2 separate regions of the Homo sapiens genome follow, and region 2 is linked to region 1. Evidence: chromatin contacts called from ENCODE Hi-C or POLR2A ChIA-PET data. All regions are on one chromosome and are shown on one strand. The core of a region is the stretch at or near the end of the contact, and the rest is flanking DNA. Distances in the headings are between cores, read along the strand shown. Region 1 overlaps PSTPIP2 (proline-serine-threonine phosphatase interacting protein 2). Region 2 overlaps PSTPIP2 (proline-serine-threonine phosphatase interacting protein 2).

Region 1 (3,496 bases), core at 749-3,248:
GTCGTAGATAGAAAGTAAGAACTGCTGGTTTTGTTTTTTGCTTTTTGGGTTTTTTTGAGATGGAGTCTAACTCTGTTGCCCAGGCTAGAGTGTAGTGGCATGATCTCAGCTCACTGAAACCTCCACCTCCCGGGCTCAAGTGATTTTCCCACCTCAGCCTCCCAAGTAGCTGGGATTACAGGTGCTTGCCACCACATCCAGCTAATTTTTGTATTTTTAGTAGAGACTGGGTTTCACTATGTTGTCCAGACTGGTCTTGAACTCCTGACCTCAGGTGATCTGCCTGCCTTGGCCTCCCAAAGTGCTGGGATTACAGGCATTAGCAGCCACCATGCCTGGCTGAACTGGTGGGTTTTAAAGCTAGGAGAGAGTTGAGTCTGTGTGCAAGATAACAGAAGTTGACAAGTTCTCCATGCCCAAGAAGGTGGGGAAAGGCAAGCTGGATGAAAAAAGATCTTGAACAAGGAAGGAACAGCCCCTTTTCTGTGCTAACAGGAAAAAAGGAGTGGGGCAGGCGTGTCTGTCAATGATTCTTATACTTGAATTCCCATCAAAATCACTTGGAAGGCTTATTAGCACAGAGATTGCTGGGCTTTACCCCCAGAGTTTCTGATTCGGTAGGTCTGAGGTTGGTCTGAGAACCTGCATTTCTAACAAGTTCCCAGGTGATGCTGATGCTACCAGTCCTAGGACCTCACTTTGAGAACCACTGGAAGAAAATGTGTAGGCAGGATGACAGAAACTTAAGCAAGCTTCCAAGTTATGTTTTTTATTTTCTCTTGGAAATTGTGAGGTCATTTGCTGCAAAAGAAAGGGAGCAGTGGTGAAATTGAAGGTATGAGGAGAGTAAAAAAAAAAAAGAAAACCCTCCAGCCAGGCATGGTGGCTCATGCCTGTAACCCTGGCAACTCAGGAGGCAAAGGTGGAAGGATTGCTTGAGACCCAGGAGCTCAAGACCAGCCTGGGCAACAGAGCAAGTCCCTGTCTCTTTAAAAATAAAATAAATAATAAATAATTAACAAGGCGTGGTGGTGCACGCCTGTAGTCCCATCTACTTCACTTGAGCTCATGGGGTTTCAGGCTGCAGTGAGCTCTGATCATGCCACTGCACTCCAGCCTGGGCGACAGAGTGAGACCCAGACTCAAAACAAAAAGCAAACAAACAAATCTCCAAAGCCTACTCACTTGCTGTTGGCATTCCCTTTAGAGCCTATTGAGGCCGGGCTCTCCAAAGATAATTACTTAATCGACCATTAACTGATTCAGCTATTCTATGCTTGTGCTAACCCAACATTAGACTAAAATTTGAACTGTTGGACAGCATGGTCAGGATGGGGATGAGGCAGACAAGGTTTGGGGAAAACTATTCCAGTTCCTTCCATTCTTCACTTAAATTTCTGATTTCTTTTTTTGTTTGTTTGTTTTCTTGGAGACGGAGTCTTGTTCTGTCGCCCAGGCTGGAGTGCAATGGCACTATCTTGGCTCACTGCAACTTCCGCCTCCCAGGTTCAAGCTATACTCCTGCCTCAGCCTCTAGAATAGCTGGGATTACAGGTGTGCGCCACCACACCCGGCTAATTTTTGTATTTTTAGTAGAGACAGGGTTTCACCATGTTGGCCAGATGGTCTTGAACTCCTGACCTCAGGTGATCCACCCACCTCGGCCTCCCAAAGTGCTGGGATTACAGGCATGGGCCACCGTGCCTGGCCAAATTTCTGATTTCTAATTTGCCCTCAAGCTCTGTAACCCTATGAGAATCCGGGCAGATCATTTCTACAAAAGTAGACTCTCCAGGTTCTGGGCAGAAGACCCACCTCCCGCCCCCTCGTCCTCCCCCAACCCCCGGCCCCACTCCCCCTTCCCTCCCTCCCCTCCCCCTCCTCCCCTCCCCCCCCCGTCCTGAGCAGCTTCCTGTTACACACACCCCCACCCACCCACCCCAGTCCTGAGCAGCTTCCGGTTACGGGTACCTCGCAGGCCTTGATGTGCTCACTCTGCCACTCTTCTCGGACCTTATCCAGGGTGCCGATGTGCAGCATGTATGCTTTGTCTGCAACAGAAGGGAGAGACCTGGGTCAGAAACTAGACAGGAAGGTGGCTCGCAGATACACCCACAGGCTGGTCTCAGATGGCAAAAGAAACTCATCCGAGTTGTGCTGAGCTTACAAGGCCCCCAGGACTCTGAGCACTGGGAGTTATTGCATCTCTCACCCTCATCATATTTGGTGAAGTAGGCAAAGGAGGGTATCACTTTCTTTTTAAACATTGGACCTAACATTGAGAAAGAAAGGTTCTAAGGAAGAAGTGAAAGCTGATAAGAAACCTCAGCCAGGGTTTTGTTTGTGTAATTCCACCTCAGTATTTCCCATCGCTTTTCATTTTCAAAATTGTCTGATGAAGGATGCAGAGAAGAGAACTACCTTGAGCCCTAAAGGGGCACCAAGTTACTTTAGTTTCAAATGTAGAGATTAAGATGTACATAACCACCACAGTCATGAGGGATATTTCCTGCAGGATATTCTGGGAATTAGAAGCTTTTGCAAATGCCTGGTTTGGGTCTTAGATTTCAGTGATAACAAGGCCTTGCAGCTTGGCTGTTTCACAGCAGATAAGAGCTACCGGGGCTGAAATGGTCTTTTAGATAGATGCCCCAATACATCAGAGGAAGCACCTGATTGCAAAGCCGCTACCACATGACTCCACCATCTCACTCCCATGTAAGGCAGCAAGATCTAAGCAGACAGAAGCCAGAAACAGTGGCCTCATAGCCTCCTCCCACCTTCCGGGGTTCTAATATACCCTCCCTTCCTCTCTCCTCTTCTTTCCTTTCCTCCCTCCCTTCCTTACTCTCTCCCTTCCTTCCTCCCTTTTTCCCTTCAGATATCTCACTAATCCTGCTGAATATCCATATATTCTCTCTTTAAGGTATATAAAACTCCCTTTCTCAGGGACACATTTAGGATAACGTAAACCCCACCAGCAACCCTCCCCCATCCGTAGGAACTGCCCCCTCACCTGAGTCCTCTACTGCGGTCTTTGAAGTTGCCAGTTTCACAAAAAGCTGTGAAAACAAACAAACAAACAAAAAAAGAGCAAGCATTGGGAATGCTGGACGAGGCTTCCACAGGCAAAACAGATTGAAAAGCAGTAACTATGAAGAGACCAGGTCTAGTGCAAGTCCTGTGTACATTTCCCTCATGAGCAAATCATTCAACGTGCCCTGCAATCTTATCAATCTTGGAAAATATCCATAAAGCATCTTGCCCAGTGTCTTCCTAAAGACACACCCAGCCCTCTGGTTGCAGAAATCTTGTATCTAGATTTTACAAAGTTAAATTTGTAATCCACCCAAGCAAAAGGCAGCCTGACTACAAAGAATACATGAACTGAGTCTTTAAGAAAAATGACAACAACTGGGAAATCCCTCCAACCTCTTATCACCCCATCTCCCTCCCTCATAGCCATGCTTCTGTCGCTCTTCCCCTAACCCCCAAA
Region 2 (3,418 bases), core at 602-3,101, 58 kb after region 1:
GATCTTAAATGCATAGCGCTAAGTAAAAGAAGCCAGTCTGAAAAGGCTACACACTGTATGACTCCAACTACAATCATATGTCACTCAACAATGGGGATACGTTGTAAGAAATGCATCATTAGGTGATTCTGTCATTATTTGAACATCACAGAGTGTAGTTACACAAACCTAGATGGTGTAGCCTACTACACAGTGAGGCTATATGGTATGGCCTATTGCTCCTAGGCTACAAACCTGTACGGCATGTCACTGTGTTGAATATTGTAGGCAATACTCACACTGGTGAGTATTATGTATCTAAACATATCAAACAGAAATGGTATAGTAAAAATACTTGTACAGAGGATGTTTTTAAATGGTACATCTGTATAAAGCAACTCCATTATTATTTTATGGGACCACCATCATATATGCAGTCTCTTGTTGACCAAAACGTCATTATGTGGCCCATGTCTACATATGACATTCTAGAAAAGGCAAAACTATAGAGATTGTAAAAAGATCATTGGTTGCCAGGGGTTTAAGGAAGAGTGATGGATGAAAAAGTGGAGCACAGGGGAATTTTAAGGCAGAGAAACTACTCTGTATGATACAATAATTGTGGATATATGACATTATTCATTTGTCAAAACCCATGGGACACAAAGAGCTACACCTAATATAAACCATGAGCTTCAGTGAATAATAATGTATACATACTGGTGCATAATTGTAACAAATATACCACATTAATGCAAGATGTTAATAATAGGAAAAATAGGGAGAACGGATGGGAAATCTGGGCTTGAGTTCAAGTTTTCTGTAAACCTAAAACCGCTCTAAATAATAAAACCTACTAATTTTTTTTTTTTTTTGAGACAGAGTCTTGCTCTGTCGCCCAGGTTGGAGTGCAGTGGCGCGATCTTGGCTCACTGCAACCTCTGCCTCCTGGGTTCAAATGATTCTCCTGCCTCAGCCTCCTGAGTATCTAGGATTACAGGCACGTGCCACCACGCCCAGCTAATTTTTGTATTTTTAGTAGAAACGGGGCTTTACCGTTGGTCAAGCTGGTCTCAAACTCCTGACCTCGTTATCCACCCGCCTCAGCCTCCCAAAAACCTACTAATTTTTAAAAATTGTTGAAAATGAGGCAACAGCATATTTTAGCTTTGTAGGTAATTAACAGAAACTAGTTTTTAGTGACTTGATCGTATCAGCAAATTGGCTCTTGTCAACTGATTTTCAGCAATTTGGCCAGTTCCTGCTTCCTACTAAAGTCGCACTGGTCTTTCTGTTCCTCTAACTGATCCTTTCCAGCCTCACTGTTATCTCTCCCCTTTCCCCTGACATCCAGAAGGCTAGCTTGACCTTACCACATCTCAATTCAAATGTCATCTCCATGGAGAAGTCCTCTATGGTCCCTCTGTCCCTCATACACATCCAGTGCCTCTCCCTCCAATCACCTAATGTGGTAGGTAGATAGTGACACCCTCTCCCAAAGATGTCCAAATCCTAATCCCTGGAATTATTAATAGTTAATTTGTACTTTGTATAGTCTCACTCTGCTACCCAGGCTGGAGTGCAGTGATGTCATCACAGCTCACTGCATTGGGCTCAAGTGATCCTCCCACCTCTGCCACCCCAGTAGCTGGGACTGCAGGCACATGCCACCATGCCCAGCTAATATTTTGTATTTTTTTCGTTGAGGTTTCATGATGTTGCCCAGGTTGGTCTCAAACTCCTAGGCTCAAGCGAGCTGCCTGCCTCGGCCTCCCAAAGTGCTAGGGTTACAGGCATGAGCCACTGTGCCCAGCCAGTGCCAACATTTGTGATTGTTAAGGCTAATAATGCACACAGCCAAATCCTCTCCAAAATAACTCTAACAGCTTACCCGCAATGACTAAATGCTCATTTCCTGCACCTTCCCCCAGTGAAAGATACTGACACTTGATATACTTTTTAAAACTTGCTAAAAGCAAAACTGTACAATTTGGACTTTTTTATTAGTAGTAAAGTATAAAAGTTCTCCATATTTTTACAATTTACTTTTAGACTCTCATTTGTCTACTGGAAAAATCACTTTTAAAAGAGGATTAGGAAAATAAAGGTAGAGAAAGCAGGCAAACAAGCTTCTACTCCACGGGAAAACCGAGTATTTTTAGACTGTATCTTTCTTGTTTAGTAAGTACCTAACTGAACTGCAGGTGCATTTTCTCACTAGGACAGCTTCTATAGGAGCCCCAAGCACAAACTTGCCCTCTCCCTTCTCTCTCTACAGCAGAGATGGGCTCCCCACAGCTCCACAGCCCTGCAGGGGCTGGGATGATGGGGAATCTGTGCTGGCTTCGCTTCTTATGTCCAGGTGGTCCCTCGGCAATGTAGATCCCTTAGCTGGTCTGGGAGTCTGTAGGAATTCCCTTTGCAAAATGGATCATCACTTATGTTCTCCAACTCCCCTCTCCAGGCTTTCCCTGCCCACCCCAAATCCATGCTTCCCTCTGTTGTGCCCTGTGCTTCCTTAAAGTACTCATTGGTCCAAAACGTCACCCTCCTCCAGGGCCCCTACTAGGATGAGGCATGGTCGTGCATGTGCAGGGTTCAATTCTGTCTTTCTTTACAATTTTGAGGGGCCAGGCGTGGTTGCTCATGCCTGTAATCCTAGTGCTTTGGGAGGCCAAGGTGGGAGGATCGCTTGGGCCAGGAGTTTGAGACCAGGAGTTTGAGACTAGTCTGGGCCACACAGCAAGACTCTGTCTCTACAAGAAATTTTTAAAATAGCAGAGCATGGTGGTGCACACCTGTGGTCCCAGCTACTCCGGGGGCTGAGGCAGGAGGCTCACTTGAGCCAAAGAGTTCAAAGCTGCAGTGAGGTATGGTTGCACCACTGCACTCCAGCCTGGGCAGAAGAGTGAGACCCTGTCTCTAAAGAAATAAAGTTTTGATATTTTGTTCCTGGAAGGGTTTTTCTCATTAACTTTGTTTTTTTAAAATATTACATTAAAGAATAATTTATCTTGGCCAGATGCGGTGGCTCACACCTGTAATTCCAGCACTTTGGGAGGCCAAGGTGGGCAGATCACTTGAGGTCAGGAGTTCAAGACCAGCCTGGCCAACATGGTGAAACTCCATCTCTACTAAAAATACAAAAAAATTAGCTGGGTGCAGTGGTGGGTACCTGTAATCCCAGCTACTTGGGAGGCTGAGGCAGGAGAACTGCTTGAACCGGGGAGGCGGAGGTTGCAGTGAGCCGAGATCAGGGCATTGCACTCCAGCCTGGGCGACAGAACAAGACTCCATCTCAAAGGAAAAAAACTACTGAGGGTTTTTTTGGCTCCCCCTTAAATTTTACGTGCAAGGCAAGTGCCTCAGCCTAGCCCTGGCTCTGCCTGCGTCCCACTCAGCAGAGACCCCTCCCTCCCTCCACAGGGGCCTCCCTCAG

Evidence for each region. Hi-C counts contacts between places; a loop is a spot of excess contacts on that map. ChIA-PET counts read pairs that join two places held with the same protein, here RNA polymerase II (POLR2A). Pooled maps may share reads with other maps.
Region 2: a map of astrocyte of the cerebellum shows a loop between it and region 1 (9-fold over the local background). The contact joins two enhancer-like sites. A Hi-C loop is called at or near these places in 13 of 168 maps with a recorded cell type or tissue (CD4-positive, alpha-beta memory T cell, IMR-90, Right ventricle myocardium inferior and 9 more) and 11 of 50 pooled maps. POLR2A ChIA-PET finds 5 or more read pairs at or near these places in 6 of 52 experiments (CD4-positive, alpha-beta T cell, CD4-positive, alpha-beta memory T cell, GM12878 and 3 more).

What each region holds. Positions count from the first base shown.
Region 1 is chr18:45,995,778-45,999,273 of GRCh38, forward strand. It overlaps PSTPIP2 (proline-serine-threonine phosphatase interacting protein 2), which reads right to left. Exons shown (of 15, transcript NM_024430.4): 8 at 3,017-3,062; 9 at 1,972-2,051. Among named protein-coding and RNA genes, the nearest start is that of EPG5, 30 kb to the left of the region's middle. Within about 2 kb of position 1,999, at least 3 of the 41 ENCODE cell types and tissues checked have a DNase peak (open chromatin) inside an H3K27ac peak, as active enhancers do.
Region 2 is chr18:46,053,825-46,057,242 of GRCh38, forward strand. All of the region lies in intron 1 of PSTPIP2 (proline-serine-threonine phosphatase interacting protein 2), which reads right to left. Among named protein-coding and RNA genes, the nearest start is that of PSTPIP2, 17 kb to the right of the region's middle. Within about 2 kb of position 1,852, at least 2 of the 41 ENCODE cell types and tissues checked have a DNase peak (open chromatin) inside an H3K27ac peak, as active enhancers do.